Regions from separate parts of the Homo sapiens genome. Here region 1 is linked to region 2. A link is an interaction called in ENCODE POLR2A ChIA-PET data of the cell type or tissue named here. Cell type or tissue: HepG2. All regions are shown on one strand. Links, peaks and the distances in the headings refer to the core of each region. The heading gives the core; the rest is flanking DNA. Region 1 overlaps PEAK1 (pseudopodium enriched atypical kinase 1). Region 2 overlaps UBE2Q2 (ubiquitin conjugating enzyme E2 Q2).

Evidence for each region. Peaks named below come from ENCODE experiments on the same cell type or tissue, not always from the same donor. Only the 100,000 strongest peaks of a DNase experiment are listed, where the experiment ranks them.
Region 1: POLR2A ChIA-PET joins it to region 2 with 5 read pairs; 1 of 35 experiments calls an interaction of 5 or more read pairs at or near these places.

Annotation. Positions count from the first base shown.
Region 1 is chr15:77,304,606-77,320,518 of GRCh38, forward strand. All of the region lies in intron 2 of PEAK1 (pseudopodium enriched atypical kinase 1), which reads right to left. Among named protein-coding and RNA genes, the nearest start is that of LINC00597, 87 kb to the left of the region's middle. RefSeq lists a silencer at 2,788-2,988. In HepG2, for the core only: a CTCF peak has its summit at 7,194 (motif pointing right); a DNase peak (open chromatin) is centred at 7,246.
Region 2 is chr15:75,875,930-75,891,842 of GRCh38, forward strand. It overlaps UBE2Q2 (ubiquitin conjugating enzyme E2 Q2), which reads left to right. Exons shown (of 13, transcript NM_173469.4): 6 at 258-342; 7 at 2,032-2,092; 8 at 3,169-3,259; 9 at 7,437-7,495; 10 at 14,506-14,554; 11 at 14,990-15,085. Among named protein-coding and RNA genes, the nearest start is that of FBXO22, 20 kb to the right of the region's middle. In HepG2, for the core only: no CTCF peak of the experiment used is centred there; a DNase peak (open chromatin) is centred at 9,992; H3K4me3 peaks cover 790 bases.

The DNA.
Region 1 (15,913 bases), core at 3,174-11,173, 1.4 Mb after region 2:
TCCGGCCAATTTTTTTGTATTTTTAGTAGAGATGGGGTTTCACTGTGTTAGCCAGGATGGTCTCCATCTCCTGACCTCGTGATCTGCTGCCTCGGCCTCCCAAAGTGATGGGATTACAGGCATAAGCCACCACACCTGGCCAATCCTGTATACATTTTCTTTCATTTACACCTAAATATTTCATCTTTGGGAGTGCTATTGTAAATGGTACTTCCTGGGATTAAAAAGTTTTAGAACAACTTTCATATACAAATCACCTAGCCTACTTGGACTTGAGGTTTCCTATCTGTACAATGTGGATCATTCCTGCATGCATTACTGTAAAGGGCACAAAGATGAAGTACAGCCTGGGCAACAGAGTGAGACCTCATCTCTACAAAAGGTAAACAAAATTAGTCAGGCATCTTTGTGTGTGCCTGTAGTCCCAGCTCCTTGGGAAGCTGAGGTGGATCTCTTGAGCCCAGGAGGTTGAGGCTATAGTAAGTTGAGATTGAGCCACTGCACTCCAGCCTGGACAACAGAGCAAGACCCTGTTTCAAAAAAAGGAAGGAAGGAAGGAGGGAAGAAGGAAGGAAGGAAGGGAGGGAGGGACGGAAGGAGGGAGGGAGGGAGGGTGGGTGGGAGGGAGAGATGGAGGGATAATATAACAATATATGGAAAAATTATGAATAAATTAGAAATCACTAAACAAATATAATGGCCATTAAATCCACTGTCCTCCATATAACAACAAGGAAACAAAAGAGCAGAGAAATTAAGTCATTTGATAAAATTTTATTAGGGGCATGGAACAACTGAAAGTCCACATAGCAGCTAAAGGATATTAAGGGAACAAAATTGGCCAGAGGCGAAGGTCTATAAAGAGGGGTGGAAAGGTATTTAGAGAACCAGAGCTCAGACTGAATTACATATGTAATGAGGAGCCACTAAAAGTTCCTGACCAGGACAAAAGAAGAGATAATTACTATGGAGTTTTTTGGAAATTAATCTGACTGGTGGATAGGGTGGAATAAAACAGAGAATGAGTAGGACATGGGGAGAACAGTACAGTCTCCGTGCTATAGTTATCTCTCATTATCTGTGGGGAATTGGTTCCAGGACCCCTGTGAACACTAAAATCTGCAGATGATCAAGTCCCTTACATAAAATGGCATAGTATTTTATATAACCTGTGCACATCTTCCCGCATACTTTAAATCATCTCTGGATTACTTGCTATGTAAATAGTTGTGATACTGTATTTTTATTTGTGTTATTTTTATTATTGTGTTGCTATTTTTTATTTTCAAATATTTTTAATCTGTGGTTTGTTGAATCCACAGATATGAAACCCACGGACATGTAAGGCTGACTATTAGGTTACTGCAGAACCAATTGTGGCTTTTGCCATTACTTTTAATAATAGATTAGGGTCATGGCAAGAATTTCAGAACATGAAAGGTACTTAGACATATAAAACCCAAATTTTATATACACTGTAGGTTATTCTTACTAGCAAAGATTAGTACATATGGCACAACCCGTTTTGCTCTCCTTGTAATGGCAGTTAACGTGCATTTTTGCTTAGTCATTTCTCTTTTCAGTCCTGAATTTTTAAAAGTATATTAAGAAAGATGATGGAGGAAGACTAATTAGTCAGGAAGAGTTTAAAGGACTAAGAGTTTAAAGGACTCAGTAAGACCTCTTAAACAATTCAAGTTCTAAACCCTCCTTTGGACATAACTATGGAAATTCTGAGAATACTTTTGTCCTTTCACTTTTATAACACTTGCATTGTTTTTCAGAAATTATTTGGTTTACCTGCATACACTATTTCCTGGATAAGGCAACTAGAAAAAGGCTGATAGATGCAGGATACTTTCCTATGCCAATCAGAATTAAAGTGTATTTCTAGTTCCAGAGAAAGAATAGTTATAATCACTTAAAATCCCAGGAAATGGCCATGTGATAAAATTTGGCATTTACGTTTTGAACTGCCTAATCATTCCTTTTATAGACTGGCTGAAGGTTACTTTGTCTTTGGCATTTTCTTTTGTCTCGGCTGCTTTCCTCTGTCATCCAGGGCTCAGTTTCAAGGTTGAAATACATTATGATAATCACAGTCAACCAAAGGCATCCCAATTCCAAACTCTCCATAACTTGATGCTTTTCCCATCAATTTTACTTCAGTTAAAAGGCCAGTTAAAGGAAGAATGTATGAATAAATCTGAGCTTACAAGTGCTATTGCCAACATTACCTCACAGAATAAGGCTTTTTATTAAATTTGCTGTCTTTCCACTATATTATACATTAGAAACATAAACATGTACATAAACATCTTTTGAAATTAAGTGACTCCCCTTTAGAAAGCTGAACCTTCTCAATTAAAGGTTCCATATGTTTTACCTAAATAAGTTATTGCCCATAAGACTATGTCAAATATTTCTATTACTTCATATTTCCTCAATCACTTCTCTCTTAAAGCCAATGAAGAAAAACAGCAAATGGAAACATAAATTATTTTTATTATTAAACCATAAGTAACCTTCATGCATTTTTCAACTAGAGATTCAGGACAGAAACCATGACCAATAGCCAAGCCAAGTCCCAGGTCTGATGCTTACTGTATCTGACATTAAGTGTATCACAGCTTATTTGGACCTTAGCTTCTCTATGTGTAAAATGAGGGGACTGGACACAATGTTTGGTTAAACCGTCTTAAGTAAGCATAAACAACTGAAACTTCTAAACTTCTAATGCTGACATTTTCACAAAGAACATAGAGTCCTTTTGAAAACATTACCAGAATAAAAGATCTACAGAGATCTACTGTCGTAGATAACAAAGGAAAGAGAAGCGTAATCAATCGATAGATACAAACATTTGGGTTAATAAAATTTTAGAATCATCACAAAAGCCTTCCCTTAGCTTCCTTACTAACCAGCTTTTGCCTTCTCTTAACAATCAGTTTATTTATAAAAACCACTCCTCTTCAGGAGGTCTTATGCTAACTACCTCCTCTAGGTTTCCACTGTATACAATTTCCTCTCTATCAAGGCATTTCAACAAGACTATAAACTCTTTCCTTATTTGTGCTTGTAAGCTGGATCATATAGAGTAAATTGGATTATGCATTTTAGCTTTTGCATGTACTTCCCCCTCTCAACAAAAGGGATACAATTTGGAAAGGATCTGGCAAATAGTCCAAGTACTGGAAAAGAGAACCCTGCTCTCTTTGATCCTGCTCTCAAATTTTGAGTATATAGGCTGGGGTATTTACCTGGTAAACTCTGAGGAGGAAGACTCAGTGGGAAGGAATCAATAAGACCTCTTCAACAATTCAAGTTTAAATCTTCCTTTAGACTTAACTATGGGAATTCTGAGGATACTTTTGTCCTTTATTTAGTTACAGGCTTCATAATACTTAGTGTTAGGAATATACTAGCTGCTTAACAAATGTTGAAAACAGAATAAATAAAAGGTTAAAAATTTAAGAATTAACACGGCACAATTGAGCTTTTCAGGTATACTAACAGATATTCAACAGAATAAATATTTTAAAGGCTTTTTAATATAAGCTTTCATCTAATAAGCAGTTTGAAGTACTAGAAAGAGCACAGGCATTATCATACACATCTATGTGACTTAATCTCTCTGAGCTTCCTTCCATGTCTTCATTTGTAAAACTGGAATCAACTTAGTTTACAGAGTTGCTATAAAGATTTAAGCTAATGGACAGGAAGCATCTATTAGTCCATGCCCATGTAGGCGTTTGAAATATATATGGCAATATTATGTGACTTATTCCTCAGGGTAACTTCAGGCTTAATAGAGATAAAACCTTTTCCTCTGTGCTTTACTTTCAACATACCCCTCATTTGTATTTAAGTCCCTTCTGATCACATTCCAGTTAATAAATTTCAGTTATGTATGCTTCTCCCAAATGTCAGCTTCATTACAAGTTCTATTAGGAGGAAAGCTTTCCATACTTTAACAGTAGAGAAAAATCAGTTTTGATATTTCATTACTTTTCTGAAGTCCTAGAACAGTAATAATATTTATGACACTGAGCACCGAGGTTTACGAAGCAGTAAATAGCTTTTGTGGCTGATTAAGCATCTCTGTTTCACTTCACATACTCTGGTACCACAGGCATCACCCCTTAATTAAATGCTTGCTAATGTTGCACAAGGACTTTTCTTGGTCCTGTACCTTTCAACAAATGTTACAATGAGGGAGAAGAAAAAACAAGCTAAATTATTGAGATGCTGTGGATACTAAAAGTTCTGCTCAAAGCTGGGTCAATAACATGACATCATGAAAAAGTTACTGTATACAATACAAAATCAAAGCCAAAAAAAATCCAAAAAAAGCAGTACTTTGGAAAGATTCTATTTGAAATGTCTGCATTTCAGGAGTATGAGTAAAACCACAAACATCAGGTAAAAGGAGGAGCATATTCCTTTTCCCATGTTTGCTGCATATAAAATAATTAGTATAAAGTCATTTTATAATTTTCTTTGATATTAATACTTTAGCACCTGAGTGGCTAAAGATCAGAAAGGAACAAGTTTGTGCCATTACCAAAGATGAATATGTCTTTTCTCATTTATGGAGGTTTTATCCCAGAGTAAGATAAAGGAAAAGTAAAAAGAGAAACCTTAGAAACCCCTGACAAATTATGCTTAGGACTTTGAAGTTCATAGAAAGTTCAGCGGCCACCATTGCTTTTGACTCTCCTAATTGAAGCAAGTAGTAAATCTGTATTCTGCACAGACAGAAGGAATGACATATAAGGCTGCCACAAGTTTTATAATTAATGACAGAATGTGCATTTTCCAGCAAGGGAAAAAAAAAACACCTTTACAGCTTCCAGAAAATCAACAATCTACATGTGGTGGTTGCAAAATGCTGAATACATTGCATTTCTAAAATTAAACAGCTGATCACAGATTGAAAATGATAGTAATATGCAAATGTAATGGTGTAATAAAGTGAAGGAAGTGGTCACACATTACATAAATAATCACCTATTCCAGTTTCCTTCAACTATCCTCTGTCCCCACCCTTTATTTAATCCACCAAAAAAGCCTAAATAGCTTTTTAGATCTGTGAGCTAAACACCAAGTAGTATTTCAGTCTCACAACTAATTTGTCATTGCATATTTTTTATTTGCCATAAAAAACTATTAACTTGTTTTATATACAATCACCTTTATTATTTATACTAATAGAAAAGGACATAGTGGTGAGTAATCCAAAACATTCAAACAATCAAAACTTTAAATATTCAAACAGGACAATAAAAGAACCTTAAGTCATGACATATGAGGAACTGTGGCTATTCTTCCTGGAGAAAAACTGTTTAGGGAGAACATGGTAGCTGTCTTCTCATACCTGAGTTGTCATTTCACAAACAGTGCTAAGAACCCAAACTAGTGGACTAAATTTGTAAGGAGACAGGTTTCAGCTCACTACATGGAAGGAAGACAATCTCTTATGTATGGGTGGTAGAGAACACTCAGAAACCAACTGACATTGAATAGAGGTGGCTGGACTAAAACTCAGTAACTCTAAAGCCTCTTTGAATGCTTGAGCCTACGACTTTGTGATATATGTTTAAACTTATGGCCAAATCTGGATGTTTTTCAGGAGTTCATGAAGTCATACAAAAGTTTGAACTAATAGGTTTAAGTCTGGGGTCCCTGAGTCACTCCTTTTACAAGTCTCTTATGTTCCTAGCTTGGTCATAGCACTGTTTAAGCAGAACTTAAATTACTTAGAACTTTTCTGAACAAAGTAAACTGCTTTCTCTGCAGGTTTCATATCAAAGCACAAAAAATAAACCACAACTAAAAATTAGAGAACAAATGGCTTGGGCTGTAAAAAAGGTTTTGAGCAAAAGAACCTAGGGTGCTGACAAGAGCCACATTTAAGTAGTTTGCACCATGAAGTCCAAACAGGACAGGAGTCTAATGAGATGAGTGAAATGACCAGTTGCATACAAGTGAAGGTTTCTAGAAGGGCACATGCAGAAAAGCTACTTTTAGATGGGAGCTACAACCAATGTTGAAAATTAAATGCAACTATGTGCTTGTCAGCTTGCTCTACTATATAAGTTTATGCAAAAGACATGGAAAGTAAAACATACAACAAAGGAATCTGACCTAGACCTGGCTTGGGGATAACCTAAAGAAGCGTTGAGATCTGAAGGATGAAATCTAACTGATAAATGTTTCAGACAGGGGAATACCACATGCAAAGGTTCTGAGATGACAGGGAGCATAGTATGTTTAAAGAACTAAACAAACAAACAAAAACCCAATGAGGCTTGAGAAGTAAGTAGATAGGAACAAATCTATGCAGGACATTTTAGGTATTAGTTTACAGCCTAAGATCATTAGGAAACCAGAGAACATTTTTTAAACACAGGGCCATAATGATCAGATCTGTAGTTTGAAAAATCACTGGATACTGGTTAAAGAATAGATTTCACAAGTTATTAAAGTAGGTGCAGACAGACCATTTAAATAGGTTATTATGATGGTAGCCTAGAACAAAGTGGTGGTAATGAAGACGGAAGTAGATGAATTCAAGAGGCATCTCCCATATGATAACTGCCAGAGTTATTATGCAATAACAGAGGCTGGGTACAGGAATTCTTGACAGGGATAGGTTGAGAATTCAGAAGTTTTCTGAATGACCAGCTCTAAGTCTTAATTAAGGTCTAAAAGGCATTGGGAGTAGTAAGAATTTCAGGGTTGAAGGAATGTTCGGAAATAAATGAGGACATAGAAAATTAAAGGCAGGCCGGGTGCAGTGGCTCACGCCTGTAATCCCAACACTTTGCGAGGCAGAGGCGGGTGGATCACTTGAGGTCAGGAGTTCAAGTCTAGCCTGGCCAACATGGCAAAACCCTGTCTCTACTAAAAATACAAAAATTAGGCGTGCTGGCGGGTACCTGTAATCCTAGCTACTCGGGAGGCTGAGGCAGGGAGAATTGCTTGAACCCAAGAAGCGGAGGTTGCAGCAAGCCAAGATTGCACCACTGCACTCTAGCCTGGGAAACACAGCGAGATTCCAACCCCCCCAACCCCCACAAAAAAAAAAAAAAAAAAAAAGAAAAAGAAAACTAAAGGCAGAAGTTGTTAAACGTTTGGAATGAGATAAGGTGTGCGTCTGGTGGGGGGCACTGTGTAATGAGGACAGTGCCATAAGGTGGAGCTGGATAGCCACGCAGGTTCAGATCCTGGAGGGCTTTCACAAGAGAAAAAATTTGAACTTTACACTAGAGACTATGCAGAGCCAATATACAATTTTACTGAAGAGAAAAACAAGATTTTAAAGTGCCTTTAGAAAGACTGCCTAGTTAGTAGTGTGGGGAGGGATGAACACTGGGAGTAGGGATACTAGGTATGAAGAGTTGTATGAATCATGTGAGAGAAATTTATGACAGTCATAATTAGTGCAGGAGTAAAGGAAATAAAGAAAACGGACCAAAAAATTTTTACAAGGTAGGAAAAACAGGGCGTGGGGAGTTAGAGAAAATAAAGGGACTAGTACTACTCCTGGGTTTCTGTTCTGAAACTAGGTAAATAGTGAAACTTTTTGCTGACACAGAGAATACAATAAGAAAAATAGATTACAGTAACAGATGACAGGTAACTGCGACCAACTAAGTGACACATATTACTATATTCCATTTTTAATTATAGTTACTCATGTAATTATCCTATTCTGTACATCATTATTAAACCTGGGTTCAGAGAGTACGGAGCCAATACTGACTGATAAGAGTTTCTTTCTTTGTGCTCCATTTTATGGAGGCTTACACATGGTAGGTCTTCAACAGGTATTTTATAAATAAACAAATAACAATTCTGCCAACCAAATAAATAACTGAATTGGCTAAGACTATGTGTGGGGCTACACTCACAGAAAAACCAGGTAACAACAATTTAAACACACAGGATTTTATTTTAGGCAATCAGCAGTCTGGGGCTGGGCAGACCAGGAATGGTTTGACTGCAGGTCATCAATGACATCACAAAACAAAGTCCTTCTATCCATCTGCTGTGCATTCCCTCGAATTTGTTTTCATACTCATGATGAACCTCCAGGCATCAGTTCCATATTCCTGGCAGGAAGAAGGCTGAAGGCCTAAAAATATCTCCCATAAGGTTTTGATTTTTGATTATGGAAAGAAAGCTCTCCCCAGTGGACTTGTACTTACATGTCCCTGGCCAGCACTGTGTCACAGGGCCAACCCTAGCTGAAAGATGTCTAAAGGGAGAAGGAAGGGAAGGACAAGGTAGTTAGAAATGGATAATCAGTGAGCCAAAATACATTTAACATGGTAGAATTTATATTTGGCTTATCAGAAGCCTTTTAAAATAAAAGGAAAAACCAGAAGTAGGAATAGAATATTAAGCAAAAACAAAATAATATCTAGATTTTGGTTTCTTACACTATTCTCTAATAAAAGGAAGGCTCTTTGGCAAAAATTGCTATTTCTAGGGCTATCGCAGGAAATACACAAGATAAACCTGGGGCATTTTGTAGTGTCAGAAAATTTTTTAAATGCTTAAATACACACACAAAATATGGTTGATATGGGTATGTCAAAGGGGCGCAGGAGGCAACTGAAAGAACTTCCAATGGTTAAAGCTGAAACAAGATGAGCAATAAAATAAAGTAATACTGGATTAAAATCCAAAGTATAAAATAAGTCTTCAAGTTCATACCAATATAAATAACTAAGTAAATAAATGAGGAAGAATAAACAAATTTCCTAGGCAGAATAATCAAATAGTTTATTCACTTCTTCTAGGAAGTGCAACCTAACATAGGCTGTGCACAAAGACTTCCTTTTATTTTATTTATTTATTTGTTTATTTTGAGATGGAGTTTCACTCTTGTTGCCCAAGCTGGAGTGCAATGGCGCGAACTCGGCTCACCGCAACCTCCACCTCCTGGGTTCAAGCGATTCTCCTGCCTCAGCCTCCTGAGTAGCTGGGATTACAGGCATGCACCACCATGCCCAGTAATGTATGTATGTATGTATGTATGTGTGTGTGTGTGTGTGTGTGTGTGTGTGTGTGTGTGTGTATATATATATATGTATGTGTGTGTGTGTGTGTGTATATATATATATATTTATTTATTTATTTATTTTTAGTAGAGATGGGATTTCTCCATGTTGGTCAGGCTGGTCTCGAACTCCTGACCTCAGATTACCCACCCACCTCGGCCTCCCAGAGTGCTGGGATTACAGGTGTGAGCCACCGTGCCCGGCCAAGACGTCCTTTTAAAGAGTAGTATATGGAAAGAGGGGAAAAGAATAACTTTACAATGGAGAAACCTGGCAAACACTACCTTAGCCAGTGAGCAAGGTTAACATCAACAGCGATAAGTCATGCTGACAGTATATACCCTTGATATGATGTGATGAGAATGGTACTTTATTTCTGTGGTCTTCCTTTCAAAACTTGTGTCACTGATGTATTTTAAAACTTTTGTTTAAAGCATTACAGTATTTTTCTGTGACCATCAATTAATATGAGGGTTTGTGTTATAAGAGTTAAAGCATATGCTATCATTGTATTCTTTAAGAACCTTATTTTGATAAAATGTAAATTTGTTGAACCCTGCCACATTTAGTATCCCCACCCTCAAATCCTGTTCCAATGAAAAAAGTAAAACCTGATACGAAAAAAAAAAAATTCAGTTAACCTATTTTGGGTCTGTAGGCTGACCTCAACCCTGTAATATAACCCATTACAATGAATTTTCTTTTTTTTTAAGACAGAGTTTCTCTCTGTCACCCAGGCTGGAGTGCAATGGTGCGATTTCAGCTCACTGCAACCTCTGCCTCCCCGGGTTCAAGCGATTCTCCTGCCTCAGCCTCCTGAGTAGCTGGGATTACAGGCACATACCACCACGCCCAGCTAATTTTTGTATTTTTAGTAGAGGCAGGGTTTCACCATGCTGGTCAGGATGGTCTCGAACTCCTGACTTCATGATCCACCCACCTCGGCCTCCCAAAGTGCTGAGATTACACATGTGAGCCACTGCGTCCTGCCTAAAACGAATTTTCTAGATGACTGAATAACAGTAGTCCTCTGGTAGGAGATAATGACTTGGTTGATGGCCTTAATATACTACTTAATTACTTAAGATGTTTATTAATAGAATGATAAATGTACAGAGTAACGTATAAGCATGACATACTTTTGCTTTCCGTAGTTTCATGTAAAGAAAAAAACTTGAAAATAGTAATACCTGACGACCCATGGGAATAACAGACACTGGGGAGGTAGGGTGTGGAGTGGGAGCAAGAGCTGAAAAACTACCTACTGGCACTCTGCTCACTACCTGGGTGACAGCATCATCCGTACCCCAAACCTCAGCATCACACAGTATACCCAGCTAACAAACCTGCCCATGTGTTCCCTGAATCTAAAATAAAAATCGAAATAATTTTTTTAAAAAAGAAAAAGACAACAGTATTACCCATGGGACAAAATTTGTACTAATAGCAAGAATTATTTTGTGTCTCATTTAGAAACAATTTGACTTTTGTTCCAGTGTTTAAACTTTGACAAAAATGGTTTTGAATAGATCTTTATAACCTGATGCCATAAATACAAGATTCTCTGATACTTTCATTTAATATATCAATATTGGGCCTAAAACAGTATTCTGTAAAGCTTAAATTGGTATTAACTATGATCATCTTGATGTCTACGATAGATAATAAACAAGGTCATACATACCTTACTAAACAACTTTGGTTTTTCACCAACATTTTATTCTTTAAAAGATTCAGACTAACAGAGTTACTTAGCATTTCGAGTCGTGTGCTTTATTTAGCAAGTGAGTAAAAATATTGGAATATTTAAGTATTTGCATAAAAAATCAAATGGTAGTGTTTTGTAATCTCTACTGTATTTCCTATTAAGGTTTTATATATTACTTTCCCATTGTTCCTGAATTTGTTATCCCATATATAAACAGAAACACGGATGAGTAAAAAAAATAAAAATAAAATAAAAAATAAAAAAATAAAAATCAACAACAACTATATATTATATATGTACAGGAAAAAAACCCATGAGTCTAATCATGAGAAAAACATTGGACAAATCACAAAAGAGGGACATTCTACAATATCCCTCACCAGTACTCCTCTAAATTGTCAAGAACATAAAAAATAAAGATTATCAGAGAAATCATCACAGCCAAGAGAAGAATAAGAAGACCTGAAAACTAAATGTAAGTGTGGTATCCTAGATGGGTTCCTGGAACACAAAAATGATACAGGTAAAAACTAAGGAAATCTGAATAAACTATGAATTTTAGCTAATAATATCAATATTGGTTTATTTATTGTAACAAATGCACCATAAGATGTTAATAAATATGATAGGGTACGTGTGTATTGGGGGGAGGGCATATGGAAACTCTTGTACCATCTTCTCAATTTTTCTATAAATCTAAAACTGCTCTTAAAAAGCCTGTTTAAAAATTCAATAGCTAACTGTAATGCCACCACAGTATTAACACTGTGAGATATATTTTATCAGTTTTGTTTTTCTTTACGTGCATGTGTATTCACATACCCAACAGGTTTAGTTTTTCTATTTTAGTCAAATGATAAATACATGTTCACCATAGAAAAATTAGAAAATAGAGACTTTTAAAACTTCTGTAATGCCATCACCACAAATAAATATGATTGCCATTTTGACATACAGCCTTCCAGCTGTATATGTATATATCTATTTATCTATGTACTATTCCTTCATCACCCATTTCCTGATTCTTACATAAACATACTTAGATTTTATCACAAAGTTATTTTCTCTGGAAAATTCTCCCTGGTTCCCAAAGCAGGTTAAGTCTCTCTAATAAGCACTTACATAGCTCCCTGTACTGCTCTTTCCTAGTGCTTATAACATTTGTAATCAAATGGTCAATTGAGAAATTAATCATCATTAATGCCTGTCTTCCCACAAAAATGTAAGCTTCATATATTATTCATCGTAGTTTCCCCACCATGGTGCCTTAAACACAGCAAGTATTCAATGAATAATAGCTGACGAAATGAATGAATACTACATGTACACAGTGAAGTAACAACATAGCTATTAAAACTATATGTATACCTATGGAAAAATGTTCAACATAGCTTAGCGAAAAGTAAGATGCAGCTGGGTGCAGTGGCTCACACCTGTAATCCCAGCACTTTGGGAGGCTGAGGCAGGCAGAAAACCTGAGGCCGAGAGTTTGAGACCTGCCTGGCCGACATGGCAAAACCCTGTCTCTACTAAAAAAAATACAAAAATTAGCTGGGCGTGGTGGCGTGCACCTGTAGTCCCAGCTACTTAGGAGGCTGAGGCAGGAGAATTGCTTGAACCCAGGAGGTGGAGGTTGCAGTGAACCAAGATGGCACCACTGCACTCCAGCCTGGGTGACAGAGCAAGACTCTGTCTCAAATAAATAAATAAATAAGATGCAAAACAATACGCACAGCAAATTCTCATTTTCTGTTTCAATAATAACAAAAGCTTACTATGTGCATAGAAAAAAAATACAACAAAGAGTTCAAAATCGTTAAGTCTGGGTGGGGAATTTCAGTAAGTTTTCATTTCCTAGTGTAAATATCTGTCATGTTTCAATTTTTATTAAGTATGCATTATTTTTATGAACAGAAAAACAAAGATAAAATATGCCTTCATTATGGAAAAATTAGAAAAGGCAATTCTTTTCAAAAAAACTAAACAACTTGTTATTATCAATCTCATTATACCAGACACAATCAGTTAATAATTCAGTATATTTCCTTTTAATTTGTACCTTGCACATTTATTTTTGTTTGACATACTATAGGTAAATTTATATTTTGACTTTTATGTCTCATTTCATCCTGACAATTACCTTATCAGGGAGACAACCTTTGGCCACATCAGCAGCAGCACAAATGAGTTGAATCATGAGCATGTGTTCCCAGAGCTGGTTAAAAACAGACAGAAGAATGGGGTCTCCTGACTCTCAGTCTTTCACTCCTCGTTAGCCCTCACAGTTCAGCAACAAATTATCAAAGTTGAGATATCATATGTACTATAAAATGACTGAATTCAAATTGAACAGCTCTACAAGTTTAATCACTTTTATAGTATTTCAAATGTTCATATAGTTAGGCAAATGTTTATTGTAGTCTTAGAAGGAAAGATATCTGTAATTACTAAAAAGAACACCAACCAGCATAACTATTGATATACGTAACAATTTGGATAGATCTCAAGGGAATCATGTTGGGTGTAAAAAGCCATTCTCAAAGGCTATATACAAATACTGTATGATTCCATTTATATAGCATTCTAAAAATGATGACATTTCAGAAATGGAAAGCAGATTAATGGTTGCCAGGGACCAGGAATTGGCAGGGGGAGGGAAGATTGAGGGTAACTATAAAGGGGTAGCATAAGGGAGATCTTTGTAGGTATGGAACAGCTTTGTATCTTGACTATTTTGATAGTTAGACAAATCTACACAGGTAACAAAATTGCATGCATGCATGCATACACACACACACACACAAATGTATATAAACTAGTGAAATCTGAATAAGGCTTATGGATTATACCACTGTCGATTTTACGGTTTTGCTATTATAATACAGTTTTGTAAGATGTTATGATTGGGGGTAACTGGTGAACAGTAGACAGGAGATCTCTGTATTATATTGGCAACTTCCTGTGAATATTTAACTTAAAAGTTTTCAAATGGGCAAAAAGGATAAATGACACAAAAACCTCATAATTAACCCTTGCCAGAAACCCCTTATATTAGGGTTTCATAAATGTTTGAAACACACAGTAGTAAATGTGTGGGAAGAAAAATACCACAGAGGAGAATTTCTAACAGAGCTGTCCAACGACAGAGTGGGATCTCAGGCAGGCAGTAAGCTTCTCACTGGAGGTATGTGAACAGAGAGAATGATTTTCTGAAGAGGGATATGGTAAGAATGACTCATTAATTTATAAGTTATAATTTATTAGTCATAAATTATAAATTAATGTATAACTTATAAAATATAATTTATAATTTATTAATTAGAATAAATACCTATTCTAATTCTCCTTTATGAATTTAGCAAACATGCGGTATAAGTAACACAAAACCCACTCCCTCTCTCCCCAGCTTGCAATCATGTCAGATGCTAATAGATGACACCCCTCCTTACCACATGTCCCCTATAAACCTCCTAATTCTGAACAGGTGCTTCAGGTAGCTACTACAGTCGGAGTTAGTATTTGCTTTCCTGAACCACGAACCACCTAACAATGTGGTCAATGTTCTACAAACTCTCTGAAGATGGCAAAAGTATAAAATGCTAATTCAAAAGTAAAGCTTTGCCACACCTTGCACTAGAACCAAGAAGACAACCTAATAGGATCCAAAGAAGACTGTCTCCAGCTATAACAATATTCATAATCACTATGATATAATACTTTGAAATTTAGTAACTACTCTGATCTAATGTCCTACTAGCTCTTACCTTTTAAACTATTCTTACAGAAAAGGTGGATAAATTATTCTGGTCTATAACAGGTGAAATTCTGGCAAACGGAAGGTAAGAAATAATTTGCCCCAAATGTAGTTTAAAAAAAAAAAAAAGCGTGCCCTAGCACCACTTATAAAACTCAAGGCTTTAAATCTTTTCAGTGATCTACAAACACCTTTCTTTAAAAAGGAGCAAAATTGTTGAAGAAAATATCAAATATAAGGAAAAATAAGTGTATACTGATTATACTCATTATCTCTGAAGTAACCAAAGAGTTAATCACTGATTTTTAAAGTTCTTAAATAAAAGAAAGTAAACAAAAACTGGTTGTAACTGCCAGACAGGAAATTTCTGTTGGATGCAGAGAAGATTCTAGGAGTAGCTTGTGATGATAATGGAAAAGGGCACTTTGGCTAATAGACAGACCTAGAACACTGAGATAAAAGGTTCTCTGAAGTGTTTTACTTTTTAATAGGTTTTAAGGAATAAGAACACCAACCACTTCAACTAGCCAATATATAAAATAAAAATATTGAATGTGGACCACTGTTTTCTAATTTTGTGCACCATCAATCCCTCTTAAATAGTTCTACCCCACAAGGCTATCTGTTCTAATGTTATAGGCCTTCTAATACCAAATTTATAGATGCACCCATTTAGAGCAGTGCAAATTCATCGCTGTTTCTGGCAATATCACTATGGATGATCTTTTACTCTTTGTTTACTTTCTTCATTTGCAAAGTGGGAAGCTGCTCCCAATGAAAAATATCGTTAAAAGGTCAACTACAAAGCAGAACCAACATGAGATTTTATTATAAATAACAAAATGCCTTCTTTGTAACAAAGATATTCTTGTGCTTTAAAATTTACTTTTGTTTTTCTCTTAGTAATCATCACTGAAATTGCTAATATATGATGTAGAAGTAAAGAGCTTCTGAAAGATTCTCCTAGGCAGAACTGGCTGCCTCCTTCAGTCATCCAGGATTTTTGGCCTGGTGACCTTAGTTTCTCTTTATTGCCCAGTGTCCCTGTTACCTGACCTCCTTAGTTCCTCTTTACTCCCTAGTGTCACTCCTACCAACAGAAATCACTTGGTACAGAATTCAATAATAAAATGTCTATCCCCACCATACTGTAATTATTTGCATATATAGCTGTCTCCCCCACTGACCTCCTCAAGAATAAAACACTCTATCTCATATATTTTATATCCCTAGTGCTGATCATGATGCTTACAAACAGTAGACCCTGGGGAAAAGTTTATTAAAACATTGAGTAATGACTACCAAACTCTCTAAGGAGAAAAAATTCCACTGTTTACTAGAATCTTACTTCCAAGGTTTTCTAGACAAAATAAAATAGAA
Region 2 (15,913 bases), core at 5,358-13,357:
GTGGTGCGCACCTGTAGTCTCAGCTACTTGGGAGGCTGAGGCAGGAGAATCTCTTGAGCAGGGAGGCGGAGGTTGCAGTGAACTGAGATTGCGCCACTGCACTCCAGCCTGGGTAACAGGGCTAGACTCCATCTCCAAAAAAAAAAAAAAAAAATGTTGAGTGGTGATCCATTTTTGCTGTAATCTTTTAGATCAGGTTGAAATATCTTAAATCTTAGCTCAGCAGACCCTGGTAAACAGTGGCTTTTGTGTTTCAGGGTGCAGTGTCTGGGTCAGTGCAAGCTTCAGATAGACTTATGAAAGAGCTCAGGGACATATACAGATCACAGAGTTATAAAACAGGTAAGGATCTCTGGATCCCTGCTCTCTTTATGATTCTTCTGCTCTTTTCTATTGTCAGATTATAAATGTCATTTCTTAAAACTGGACAGAAATGGAAATGTTTACTAGCTTTATTTCAGGAATGTGAAACTCAAATGCAATCAAGTTCCAAAAGATGTAGGAGTAAAATAGGATGAGTTTACTTGTCTTTTGGATTTTTAAAAAATGTTTTTATAGGTCCATTGGAATTTTGTCCTCTTCTTGATAAACAGTGAACTCTTACATGATTTTTATCTTCTGGGGAAAGCATGAGCGATATTGCTTGGAAAGTAAATAAGAGTAAAACATTTCATTTTACAGAGAATAATTGCCAAGTTGATTTTTATGATTCCCCCCCATTTTTGAAAGCAAGATAATCAGCTTTTATTGTAAAGATAGTTATGTTATTACCTTTAAAATATATAAGTTTTTAAAGTTTTCATTTCCTTGTTTGACGAGTATTCTTACTCAATATGACTTGAATGTTATGGAACCTCTCTAACTAGAGGTAAAATTCTCATATTGTTATGGAGATTCTAATAGTATTAAATAATGAGCCAAACTTTAATTTGAAAAGATAGCATTGGTTGGGTGCGGTGGCTCACACTTATAATCCCTGCACTTTGGGAGGCCAAGGTGGTCAGCTCACCTGAGGTCAAGAGTTCAAGACCAGCCTGGCCAACATGGCGAGCGAAGCCCCATCTCTACTAAAAATAAAAAATTAGCCGGGTGTGGTGGCGCACGCCTGGTGATCCGAGCTACTCAGTGGTCTGAGGCAGGAGAATCACCTGAACCCAGGAGGCAGAGGCTGTAGTGAGCCAAGATTGCACCACCGCACTCCAGCCTGGGCAGCAAGAGTGAGACTCTGTCAAAAAAAAAAAAAAAAAAAAAAAAGGGTTATGACCGATTCAATTCTAGCATTATGACCGATTCAGGAATTCTTAGCGTGAGCAAATCAAAATTAATTAGAATTTGCTTAAAGAATAAAAACAAGGAAAAAATCCTTGCTTTGTAGTGTGCAGGATAAGCCAAACTTGTTTCTGAGTTGTTAGAATTGTGGGTGTCCTTACGGTTTTTTGTGTAAGAAGTCTAAAAGTTTATCTGTAGAAACCTAATAAAGTACAAACATTTGAATACTGGTTTTATTTTTAAATGTTAAATAATCATTTGTTTCAGCATTGTTTATATAGAAAAAAAAAAACAGATACTGGGTGGAATTTGTTAAAGCATATCCATAAAATAAACTACCACAGAGTCATTAAAAAGATTGTGAATAGGTTTATGTATACTAACTTGGAAAGATGTCCCTGAAAGTTGAAGAGAGATTATAAAACAACATACGTAGAAGGATTCCATCTTTGTAGAAATGTGTGTTCATGGAAGAAAAGTCTTAAGTACATATGATTTTGCATAATCTTTTTTTCAGTCAGACTAAACGGTAAGCAGTTTTTCAACTCATTAAAGAATCTTCTCAGTTGATGGCTGTAATTATCTGTTAAGGGCATAAGATACTCAGCTGCAGTAGTGTAATATTTACTATATAGCTTAGTTGTTCCATGTTTTAAGAGCAAAATTTCTAGCTTTCGTTGGCTATTTAGTGTATACATTTATACCATAGTAATAGTTATATGATGAAATGAAGAGTAGCTAACATGCTCTATATCTTAACAGGGATTTATTCAGTGGAACTCATAAATGACAGTTTATATGACTGGCATGTTAAACTGCAGAAGTAAGTGGCTTTTTAATGCTCACCCACTCTTTGCAATGGTAGACTATCACAGTGGAGGTTATTTTCCTTCTAACTTGATACCTTTATACTATGGCTTTTACTTAGAACTTTAGACTTTGTTTCTATAGAAATAGTTCTTAGATTGTTTAAATGAGCTGTTGCTGAGGTCTAATAAGAAAGTGAGAAAGAGGAAGGACAGAAAGAGGGACCAGCTGCGGGATAAAGTGTTTTATGGAGTTAGAGCAGGGGAACTTAAAAACAAAAGTGTATTTAATAACTTCATGAGACTGTGATAACCAGTTTATATTTGAAATATATACAGCACTTTGGGAGACTGAGGTGAGAGGATCTCTTGAGCCCAGGAGTTTGAGACCAGCCTGGGCAACATAGCAAGACTTCATCTCTACAAAAAAAAAAAAATTAGCCAGGCATGGTGGAGTACACCTGTAGTCCCAGCTACTGGGGGTGGTGGGAGGCTGAGGCAGGAAGATCTTGCACTCCAGACATCAAGGCTGCAGTGAGTCACGATCGTATCACTATATTCCAGCCTGGGCAACAGAATGAGGCACCCGGTCTCTTAAAAAAAAAAAAAAAAAAAAAAAAAAAGTTGGGGGGAGGTGGGATTCAAATTAGACCTGTATATATAGGACAGTTGTAGACAAATACAGGTTTTTTTAGTGATTTAAGTTTTCATAGTTCTGACCATGGCAAACTTTTCTCCTTGAACCCTTTGGCTAATAATGTAAGTTTAATATGCTTTCCTAAACTTTTTTTGAGTTCTTGAGAAAATTATATTCATGTGACTATTTTCCTTTAGAGTGACTGCAAACTCTGAACTCCTTTACTAGATTAGATTTAGAGTATTATGGTCTCTTTTGGACATTTATTCCCAAGGAGCTGGAACCTATGGTGACCTCTATTTTTCCTGGTGATACAGAGCAGCTTTAGACCTTCTCTTTCTGGAACTTGCCCTAGGTGCTCTATTTTAGCTGTCATACTAGTTCATTTTTGAGTTTAGTTAAAAAAAAAAATCTCTAACTTTTTATTTGAACTGTTTTTTGTTTTGTAATTCTTAGGGTTGACCCTGATAGTCCTTTGCACAGTGATCTTCAGATCTTAAAAGAAAAAGAAGGCATAGAATATATTTTGCTTAACTTCTCTTTTAAGGTAAGAAAATAGTTACAGGACCCCATATACTTCCAGTGGGGTGCGTATATTTGTACAAGTGCTTTGGAAAACAATTTGGTAAAGTAGAAGATACTCATACCCTATGGTTCAGGAATCTCGTAGACATATTCTCCGTTAAGACGTGAGTACTTAGGCGTACCAGGAGACACAGGAATGTTCAGAGCAGCATCGTTTATAATAGCACCAAATAGAAAACCCAAGTGTTCATTCCAATAAAATGGAGAATTGTGGTGTTTATAAAGTGGTTTACAGCTATGTGGGACAAGATGGGTGGATCTTGAACACAGTTGTAAAAGAGACTGGACTCCAAAACCTATTTTGTACAATTCCCTTTATATACAGTTCAAAAATAGGTAAAACTAATGTTGATTAGGGCATGCATTCTTAGTGGAGGCAATATCACCTGCAGTGTAGTGAAAACTGATCTTTAGAGTGAAAACAATCTTAGCTATTAAAATGGTCTGCTGCCCTCCAAAGGGCCACAGAACATAAACAGATATACGATTTATCTATGGTGTTAAAATTCCATGGAGCAGGGGGGTAAAACTAGGAAGAAAACTTCTAAAAAGGCTTCTTAGGGGGGCAAAAATGAAAAGAAAACTGAGAAACACTTATTTATGGATTCATACGTGAGCAGTAAAACTGCCCAAAGAGGAAAACTGTCCAAGAACAAAGAGGTGATTACATACAGGTTAGGGTAAGGAGTCCATCTAGGTGGGAGGTAGGGAGGTGTGAACTGAAAGGTATATCTGCGCAGGCTTCTTGGATACTGGCTGGAATATATTTCTGGGCCAGGTTGATGGTTACATGAGCACATAATTTACAATAGCTTCTTAAGGTATATCTCTATATTTTATGTACTTTTCTGAATTTATGTGTTATATTTAATAAGGTTTTTTTTTGTTTGTTTGTTTGTTTTTTGAGACAGAGTCTTGCTCTGTTGCCCAGGCTGGAGTTCAGTGGCACAGTTTTGGCTCACTGCAACCTCTGCCTCCTAGGTTCAAGTGATTCTCCTGCCTCAGCCTCCTGAGTAGCTGGGATTACAGGTGCATGTCACCATGCCCGGCTAATTTTTTTATTTTTAGTAGAGACGGGGTTTCACCATGTTTGCCAGGTTGGTCTTGAATTCCTAACCTCAGGTGATCTGCCTGCCTCGGCCTCCCAAAGTGCTGGGATTATAGGTGTGAGCCACCACACCTGGCCTAATAAGTATTTTAAAGATGCTAAAAATAATGGTTAAAGAATAGCAATGGAATCTAGAAAAAATGTTAATGATTTTTTTTTTTTTTTGAGACAGAATCTTGCTCTGTTGCCCAGGCTGGAGTGCAGTGGCCCAGGCTGGCGTGTGGTGGCACAATCTTGGCTCACTGCAACCTCTGCCTCCCGGGTTTAAGCAGTTCTCTGCCCCAGCCCCCCGAGTAGCTGGGATTATAGGCATGTGCCACTATGTCCGCATAATTTTTGTATTTTTAGTAGAGATGGGGTTTCACCATCTTGGCCAGGCTGGTTTTGAACTCCTGACCTCATGGTACACTTCCCTTGGCCTTCCAAAGTGCTGGGATTACAGGCGTGATTTAATATGGATCTGGATGAGATGTAATGGTTTAAAATCTGTGGATATATGAGATATTTTGATGGAAAAAGCAATACTTCCTTTGTACTTACAAAAAAGGTAGTAATTTTCTAAAAGCTTCTTACGTAGCTTTTTTATGTGTGTGTTTTTGCTTGGGGATATATCTTATGATTGAACTTTCTTGAAGTGACCCAAATGTCAGTATTATCTCTCACTTTTGTTATTATAGAAACTGTTGTGGTTGTCAACTGGGTTGTCTTCCTAAAATATGAGTCTGGTATATATTGACTGAAGTTGCTAATGGCTACATTTTTACTAATTCATATGGGGGAACGAATAAAGCACCCAGGCCAAAAACAAAAAACAAAACACACAAAAAAGGAAGGTATCTTTCTTTTTAAAAAATTGAATTATATGTCCTTATGCCTAACACCAAACTTAAGAAATAGAACCTTTTTTTTTTTTATCCGTCCCTGTGGCCCCCTGTGTGCCCCTCCCTTGTCACTTCCTCTTTGAGAGGTATCTTTACGGGAATATGAAATATTGGCCAGGAAACTGGAGGATTTGTGACTATAGGTAGTGTTTTCATTATTTTTTCCTGCTCTAGGTAGAACTTCAGGGAGGGGACGATCTGGGAGGTAAATGGCTGAATTTCTGTTGGATTTGTGTTTCTGGACCATGGCTCCTGATACCACAAAGAAGGGCCTTTTCTGGGGTTGGAGTATTTCTTGAGAGGCCTAGGAAGAATGTGATTGCCTTGAGCTAACTGACCTTATGAAGAGGACCTTAAACTGAATTGCCAAGTTATTAGTATCGGGATTCACAGACTTTGGAGGATAGCAGGTATGACTCAGAAAGATTTGCAGGAAAGAGCCAGAACAGTATATATTTATGGCCTCTGATGTCCACGGTGACAACTTGAATAATAAGAAAAATGGAACTTGAGATAAAGCATAACACAAAGATGGGAGTTGGGGCAGGAGGGAATGTGACCTTGTTGGTAAATCCAACTTGCTATATTTTTAAGGAAGTCACTTTTTGGTGTTTCGGGCAGCATCTGAATTACTGAATTGAATTCTGAGGTAGTACTTTAAGAAGGGTCTATTTAGATAAACTTAGGTTCATTTAGAGAATAATAGCCAGGATTGGGAAGAGATTGATTGTATTCCGTGTCCTAGGATAGCTGGTGAAATTGTGGATTTGGAGAGGAGAACATGAGGGTTGATGTTATCTTGTCTTCAGCTATTTGAAGGACTGTGTATATGGAAGCATTAGTTTTTATTTGCTTTTGGTGAATGCAGGGCATGAAACTAGTAAGTCAAATTACAAAGAGGTGATTTTCAACTCAATGTGAGGAAGCGATTTGTAACTATTTAGAGCCATTTGGTGATGTAGTCTTTAAAATGTTCCTCTTCCTTAATAACTTAGATGGCTAAGATGTTAAGATCTCAGATAACTTTCTGAGATCCTTTATAGAGTCTGAGAGTCTGTTTCTGAGTTAATATGTACTAAGGTAACTGAAACTTCATTTTAACAGTCATCCTCAACCTTTTTTTCCTCCCTGAGGAACTTTTTATTTCTGTAAAATCTGGATTCCTGAGTTCCAGGGTATAGACTTTATGGAATAGAGCCCGCAGATTTTGATGTAGAAGAGTTATTCTGAACTGTTTAAAATGAATTAAATCATACATAATGAAGAGGTTTTGTAGTCACTCATTAGGGATTCACATGTTTAAAGATCTAAATAATAGGAGGTTAAATGAAATTGTACTTTACCAAGCTTACATCAACCTCTATACCTTTCATTATGTCTGTTAAATATAGATGAAAGGTGAGCTACTTTATTTGAAAGTAGATTATAATAACTGTTGTTAAGTTGGTATCTTGTGTCATTAAGTTGGTATCTTGTGGATAATCTTACATTTCTATTGCAAGTTAGAAAATGCAAATCAAAATTAATTAGAATTTGCTTAAAAAATGAGATGATTAAAGCTGGCTGTCATTCCCTGTCAGGGCAATTTGCAGTTTGTTCTTCAGGGTCCCAACCTAAGGAGCCGGAGACTTAGCAGGGCCTGTCCTCGGTGGACGCTGAGCTCCAGTATTTATCTCCCTGTGAGCTCTGTGAGTCTGTGAGTTCTAGCTCAGCTTGTGAACCTCTTCTTTTTCTCTTCTGTAATTGGAAGAAAACCTAAGGGGGAAAAAAAGATCCTGCTCTCTGGTGTTCCCTTTTCTTAGCCTTGAAATTATTATGTTTTGTTCACCTTTCTAGTTCTCAGTCAGAAGATTTATCTAAGTTACCTAGTCTATCATTATTGGAATGGTTCCTTTATATAGTTCTAGTGAAGTGGAACCCCTTCATGTGTTTCATCAGTTTACCATAATGCTGTTCTGTTTGGGCCTGATTTTAACTTCATTTTTATTTGCTTTGGTTTTCATTTTGGTTTTGGGTACTAATTTTATGACTCTTACCCATTATCTGATAATAAATGTACACATTCTTTATAGTATCTTTTAAAATCTTCTAAATAGTATAACACTAAGGATGTTCTTTAAATTAATTAAACTTGCTTATTTGCTTTTTAGGATAACTTTCCATTTGATCCTCCATTTGTTCGAGTGGTGTTACCTGTTCTCTCAGGAGGGTAAGTTTAAGTGACTACTTAAAAAGAAATTTTTTTCAGTTAAAAAAAATTTTTTTTTATAGGGACGAGATCTCACTATGTTGCCCTGGCTGGTCTTGAATTCCTGGGCTCAAGTGATCCTCCCACCTTGGCCTCCCAAAGTGCTGGGATTACAGGCATGAGGCCACTGTGCCTGGCCTGCATTTTTTTTTTTTCTTCTAAATATAGTGTGCACCAGAAACATTTGGAGAGCTAGTCCCAGGGTTTCTGATTCAGTAGGTCTGTGGTGGGGCCTGAGTATTTACATTTTTAAGAAGTTTCCAGGTGAAGTTGATGCTGTTGTTCTGGGGCCCACACCTAGAACCATTAGTTGTAAAGCATTATGTTGTTGATAGGTAAAGTTTTTAATGATTCATACACACATGTATTTATACATACACACACACACACACACACACACACGTATATATACGCACATACTTTTTACCATAAAAAAGCTAATGTTTTCAAATGTAAATTGTGATTGAGGGTTTAGAGAATGTTACGATTAGAGAATGGTCCCCACATGCCTGTGATCCTAATTGGTACTTTTAGGGATAATCATGGGAAAATCTCATGGACCTATGGAACTGGCTAATTACTCCTAGAGGTAATACTTGCAGTTTATTAGGGTCAAATGGTAATTGTATTGCTTCTTTTTATGGTTGGAAGTCTTACAGAAGGTGGGGAAAAGATCACAATTTGTTAGGTTAGTTATGAAATGTTCAGTAGGCCCTCAAAGTATGAGCAGTTTAACTTGAGAATGTTCCAACACTCGGGTGACTAATTCTATTATGTGACATAATCTACATTATGGTGGTTAAAATCTAAATATATCCAGCCTTTCCTTTGATCATTTCTATGGTTGAGATAGTAATAGTTGCATTTAGGGTAAAAATATGAGTGACTGCTTCAGACTTCAGAACTTTCTCCAGAAGAGCTTTGTTCCTACAGTTATTTTTAGTTATATTTGCTTTACATGCTTATATATGTGTTTTGGGGGCTAAAATCCTGTTAAGAATCATTTCTGTGTAGTCAGAATACATACTAACTTTGGTGTTGATACTACAGAATAGTTATTTGGGCATGGTGTCCATCTGTAAAGCTCAGAGAAACAAAAAGTGTGTGTTTGTTTGTTTTTTTAACCTTTCGTATTACATATGGATATGCTGAGCTCATTTTGAGTTCTGCCACATGGTAAAGCAATATAATTTATTTTTACTTATTTATTTATTGAGATAGGTTCTCGCTTTGTTGCTCAGGCTGGAGTGCAGTGGTGCTGTCATGGCTCACTGCAATCTCTGCCTCCTGGGCTCAAGATATCTTCCCACCTCAGCCTCCTGAGTAGCTGGGATGCCACCATGCCCAGCTAATTTTTGTATTTTTGGTAGAGATGGTGTTTTGCCATATTGCTCAGGCTGGTCTTGAACTCCTGGGCTGAAGCCATCTTACCCGCCTCAGCCTTGCAAAGTACTGGGATTACAAGTCTAAGCCACTGTGCCTGGCCCAATATTGTTTTTCAAAATTATTTTATTATTTTTTGTCCTTTTTTGTTTTTAAATATTTCTTAATTTTATTTTTTTCAGTATTGTTTCTTAAGAGTTTACTTACCTGACACCTGCAACCTAATCTTTGCCATAGCTCTCAAAATGTTCTGTAAGCACTAATAGTAGTGGGGTTTTTTTTTATTTGTTTTTTGAGACGGGGTCTCACTGTCACCAGGCTGAAATGCAGTGGCGTGATCTCAGCTCACTGCAACCTCTGCCTTCCTGGGTTCAAACAATTCTCCTGCCTTAGCCTCCCGAGTAAGGACTACAGGCGTGCGCCACCATGTCCAGCTAATTTTTGTGTTTTTAGTGGAGATGGGGTTTCACCATGTTGGCCAGGATGGTCTCTATCTCTTGACCTCGTGATCCGCCTGCCTCAGCCTCCCAAAGTGCTGGGATTACACGCATGAGCTACCGCACCCCACCTAGTGGTTTGTTAATAGATGTTTGTTTTGAGGGGACTGCAAGGTTTTGGGAAACCAGGTTCAGAATATCTTTTACCAAAGGACTTCTTGGAGGCTTAATGCTGTTTTCTATTTTTCCCAAATTTGTTTAATAATTTACACGATAGCATCTCAGAGGACGGTGTCCTCTGGCTTACTCTCTGGGAAAGGCTGTTCTTTTGGAAATCTGGAGTTCTGAGTGATTCCCATGTGTTTTCTGCTGCAGAGCAGGAAATGCTGAAGGATTCCTTCGTGAGCAGATGTTAGAGGTTTCCTTTTGACAGGTGGTTACAAAGTTGATCACAAATATACTATCACAGTGAGTGGAAATCCCAGGTTGGGTGTGAAATAGTTGTTTAGAATTGTGTACAGTTTTCTTTTGTTACCTTTAAAGCTTCCGTAGACTGTTTTTGGATCAGGCAGTAAAATTGCTATAAAAAGTACTTCTTTTGTCATAAAACCTCATGATCAGTTTTGGAAGTGGAATGTTAGGTAACCCAGCCAAATATTTACATATACAAAATAAACACAAGACTGAAAAATAGTAAATTTTTAACCTTTCTCTTGCTGACACCACCAGTCTTTTACTAGCCACCAAGTCATAGTTCTTACGTTTTTCATAGTTTAATGTTAAAATATCTTTAACGAAGCCTTTACTGATTGGGGAGAAATGACATAACTATTGTGTTTTAGTTTTTTTTTTTTGAGACAGAGTCTCACTCTGTTGCCCAGGCTGGAGTGCAGTGGCGCAATCTTGGCTCACTGCAACCTATGCCTCCCGGGTTCAAGCCATTCTCCTGCCTCAGCCTCCTGAGTAGCTGGGACTATAGGCATGCGCCACCATGCCCAGCTAATTTTTGTATTTTTAGTAGAGACAGGGTTTCACCATGTTGGCCAGGCTGGTCTCAAACTCCTGGCCTGAAGTGATCCACCCACCTGGGCCTCCCAAAGTGCTAGGATTATGGCATGAGCCACTGCCTGGCCAACTATTGTGCTTTAGTTTTATGTGCTTGTTTATAAAATTGTGATGTTTACTCAGTATTCCCATAAGCATGGGAAAAGGAAGACAGGTCATTTTTTGTTCAAAATCTTATTTGAGAGAAAAAAAAGATCAAGGAAAAGATTTGGAAGAAATTTGCAAATTCAGAATAAATATATAAAAACATTTTTATCAGCCAGATGTGGTTGCTCACGCCTGTAATCCCAGCACTTTCGGAGGCCAAGGCAGGTGGATCATCTGAGTCAGGAGTTTGAGACCAGCCTGGCCAACATGGCAAAACCCCGTCTCTACTAAAAATACAAAAATTAGCTGGGCGTGGTGGTGGGTGCCTGTAATCCCAGCTCATCGGGAAGCTGAGGCAGGAGAATCGCTTGAACCCAGGAGGTGGAGGTTGCAGTCCAGCCTGGGCAATAGGGCGAGAGTCCGTCTCAAATTTTTTTTTTTTTTAATCAGAACATTTTAAAATGTGATTATAAAATTGGCCAGTATAGCTTTTCAACATTTTATTGTAAGAATTCTAAGAATTTAAGTTCATGACCTTAGTTTACCACCTAGAATAGAGACAAATATTTTATGCATAATGCCATTTTCAGTTTTAAAATCTGTTACGTAGTTTCTTAATTGATTCTTTTTTGCCACAGTGTTATTGTTCTCATTATTCAAATGAGTAATTTGAATAAGTCAGCTTGTGACCTACTCAAATAAATCTTCTGATTCCTAATAAAGTGTCTTTCATTATACCAAAGCCAGCTATATAAGAGGGGATTAAAAGTACTAAGTACTCCATTGATTATCAAATGCTAACCATGGACTTAATTTATCAGAGGTTTAAAGCAGCAAAGAGTTGCTGTGGCAATAGTGACCTGAAGACTTCATGAAGTAGGTGAGATCCCAGCTGGGCAGTGAAATGTGAGTGTCGGGTTTGGTCAGCTGGTGGAGGTTGAAGGAAAATGATTTACATAGGTGAAAAGTAAACACAATCAGTTATCTAGGAAAGAGAATGAGATACTCAGAGTATACCAGACCAGTTTGAGCTATAACACAAGGAGGGTAGGACTCATGTAGAAGAGTTTTAGGAAATAGTGCTGATGTAATATCTTGTACTTAAACAGGTCTGTGGACTGGCCACAGATCTTTTTTTTTTTTTTTCCCCCTCTGCTAAGTAGACTATCACCCTGGCTATTCATCTTTCTGTATAACTGGTTGAGGAACAGGGGAGTGACAGTAAAGAAACTATTGTAAAGTAAATCTGGTGACAGCAGAAGAGAATATGAGACACATTGTGCTCACAGAGCCTAGAAGAGTGTGACAGTAGTTGAGGGCCACGCTGTTGTCTTAGAGTGAAGTGAGGAGAACCTACATTGGTTTGGTAGTCATGGGAGTGGAAGGAGGAATGAAATGTGAAAGCTCATTGGAGGCAAAATCAAAATGGCTTGCTCTTCATAGTCAACTATTAAGTGAGGAGGAGGAATTATTTGCTGACTTGGGAAGAAGTAAAAGCTTGCCATCTCAATCAGGGTAAAGCTTAAGCATTGTGTGATTCTAGATAGATTATTGAGCAGTTTTGTTCTATGTATTTCATATCCCATATCTTCTAGTTATGACCCTACTTCTTTATTTCTTGACATAGCCAAACATTTTTTAAATTAACAGCTTTATTGTGATACAGTTTATATATGATAAAACGCTTCGAAGTGTACAATTTGGTGGTTGTTAGTATATTCACAGAGTTGTGCAGTCATTACTACTACCTAATTTCAGAACATTTTCATGACTTCAAAAAGAAACCCCGTACTGATTAGCAGTCACTCCCTGTACCCGTTTCCCCCACCATTGATCCTGGCAACCTCTCATCTAATTTTTATCTCTGTAGATTTGCCTATCTTGGACATTTCATATAAATAGAATCATATAAAATGTGGCTTTTTGTGACTGGTGTTTTTTACAGTGATTTTTAAATCAAATATCTGAAGAGGCTAAGCTTAGGATAGTGTTTGCTGTACAACTTTGGCAACTGAACTTTTTTAAAGTTGAAAATACAGTATTACTGTGTCCATATATATGGCATGTTATCCTTAGATGACCCTTACTTAGATCATTAATGTTTTTTTCCTTAGTATTCTTGAACTGTCTCAGTATTCAGCAGGAACCCTTTGGAGGCAAAGAGCAGTAAGAATTTGGAACACTTGTTGACAAAATGAATGTAATTTAATACAGAAGTAGAATCGGCCACTTTTAGGTGTCGATGCTGCTGAAAGTGTATATTAAGGAAAAGTTTAGTTATCTTACTTTTTGTATAGGTACTAGAACTACTTGTCTTGTGTTCAACAAACATTTGTGTAGTTATTACGTACTTGTACAAATGCACTTTTTGACCTGAAAATCCAAAAACTCCCTTTCTTCCCCCCACCTCTTAAGACTCTGCATCCTCAAAGGAAGAGTGGGGTACCTTAAAGGAAAGGTGGTTGTGACTGGATAACAGGTAAAATGTCTACTGTAGACTTCCTTTTCCCGAAACAAGTTCCTGTCTACCATCAGCATTTCCAAAATTTGAAGATTGTGTTTGATGTTAACTCATCAACCGATTATTAAGCTTTCAGCAATTGTGGAACCAAAATCTAAATGAGTACCTGGATCTTCTAATTCTGTTAAATCAGTGAGTGCACATTATATACAATACTCTTTTAGCCCAGTAGGAGAGTTAAAGAGTGGAAGATAGATTTCTATGTTTCAGAAATAGAATACACAAAAAAAAATTTAATCCCATGAACCTTCGCCTGAATTTAAATTTTTGGAGAGTTTTTCTTTTAGATTTTCTTTCACTTTTAGATTAATCTTTCACTTTGAAAGGTCCCAGGGTTTGGGCAAAGCAAGTGGGGAGAGACACTTGCTTGGATTCTCCAGGATGGGGGAGATGAAAAGGACTTCTTTCCCTTATTTTATTATTAAATATTGTCACTGTAACAATTATTAATGTTAGTGGTCTACAGTAAAAGTTTTTAGATGCCTTGTCTGCAAAGTAATTTGGTTAGTTGACACAAAGATGCCTTTGGTTAACTGGAATGGAAGATGTGCAGGCTAGAGTGGTCTTGGCAAGTCTTCTGGGGGGAAATACAGCATTTGGAAGGGTAGGAAGCAGTAGGAATCTCAAGCAAGGGAAAGGCATGGGCAGAGCCCCGGAGGACAGAACAATTTGTGGTGGACTTGGTGTCCACACAGACCTAATCAGTGGTCTTAGCTTTTGTGTTTTCAAAATTACCACAGTTTTTGTTCTAAAACTATCATTCCCTTGATTTTTTAAGGCATGATATTTATGTATTTTGAAATTTAAAATAACATTGAAGGAGAAATGAAATTTTGTTTGAGAAAGATAAAGGTTAAAAATCGTTATCTAAGTAATGATTTTCTAATGGGAGATTTGGTACATCCCCAGAAGTTATCTTTTGTTCAGAGAATAGTCTTCAGGCCTAGAAAGAGCTTAAGGGAGTCCCAGAGAGAAGCTCCATGGTCAGAACCATTTGATTCTCACAACAGAATGGGTAAAAACAATTTGAACCATAAAACCATACAGATCTTCATAGCATGGATAGGGTAAGGTCAGTGTCATTGTCAGGGGAAAAACTCATGGCTGTAACATGGTAGAGAAAGTTTCAGATGTAAAGAACACGTGAACGCCATTTAAGGAAACTGATTCTTCTGCCCCTATTCTTTGGAATATTTAGGGCTAAGTTCTTAATTACTGATATCATACAAATCTGAAAGTATTATGTTCTAAGAACCATTAGAAAAAATTGACTAGAATTTCAGAGGGATTACATTAGCATGATAACATTAGAATTTTTAAATTACCCATAGTCCTGTATCCCTAACAACTGTTGTCATGTTTGCATGTTATTTTCTCATCCTTACTTGTGTGCATATTTTCTTGGTAATGGCACTTAGAAATTGTTTAAGGAGGAATAATTCTCGAGAATTTTGTATGACTCCTTTTTTCTTTTTAAGGTATGTATTGGGTGGAGGAGCATTATGTATGGAACTTCTCACAAAACAGGTGACTTTTCTTACGATACTCCATTTTCACCCACAATTTAGTGTTTTGATCATGTAAATTAGATTGTAAGTAGAAAATTCTTTAATAGCTCCTACTCTTAAATTTTAGTTTATTTTTAAAATAGCGTCTACTTTCAAGAATGAAAAAGGTAAACCAATAAAATGACATTGTACTTGGTGCTGAATCTATGCTAGGATAGGCATTAAGAGTGACCTTTATTTAAGGTTCTAATTTGCTCATGTTGGGCACTTAGAACATTGGTTTGTTGTTTTTTTTTGTGAGATTCTGGAAATGTTCCAATTTTACTTTTTCCCCTTGACTACAGTCTTTTTAACACTGATTTGCTGCTGTTGAGTTATATACCATTTTGTTAGGCCTTCCCAAGTGGGAATCAGAAATACTACTGTATTTTAGAGATACTTTGTTCTTCTGTAGGGCTGGAGCAGTGCCTACTCAATAGAATCGGTCATCATGCAAATAAATGCCACCTTAGTCAAAGGCAAAGCCAGAGTGCAGTTTGGAGCAAATAAGGTACTTCTGTTAAGAATTTTACATAAACCATAAGATACATTTTATATTACTTTATAAGCTTTCTTCCTGTCTTGACTTAATTCTTTTTTGAGATAGTTTCATTTTCATTTGGTTTGTTTTCTTCTTGTTACAAAAGTGATCTATAGAAAATATGGAATTATAAGAAAATTAAAGATACTAATTGATAATCACTTAATGATTTCGTATCTGTTTTTAGTCTGTTATATTTGCTGTAGATAAACATTATAAGTTTACAGTTGTAAACAAAAACTTATTTGTAAACAGATGTTTACAGTTGTAAACTTATTATTAGTATGTATAGTGTAGTAAATTAAAAATTATATGTACTTTGAAGTTTTAAAAAATTGAGTTCATGTTATAGAACTAATTCCTGGTAAGCTTTTATGTGCTAGGCTCTAGTCTTTTCATTTATTTTTACTTTTTTTTTTCTCTGTGCCTATGCTTACCAAGTTTTTTTTTTTTAAATCTTTTTATTAACTCAATCCTCTTAATAACTTAAAAAATAGGTGCTATTATTATCTGCATTTTGTAGATGAGGTAACTGAAGCATACAGAAGTTAGTTAGATAACTTGTCTGAGGTGACAAGTGGCAGAACAAGGATTGGAACTAGACAGTCTGGCTGCCCTAGGCCCAACCAAGAGGAGCTGAGAGCAAGCCATGGGACATAAGGATGTTGTTCAGGCTGGTTTTCTTTTCAGTTAACCTGAAGCATAGGCTGTAATGTTAATTTTAGGACATTAGTGAGACAGCCTTCCAAAGCCGGAGGTTTGTTACCATGACTTTTAGCAAGAATTTGTGGTTTAAAG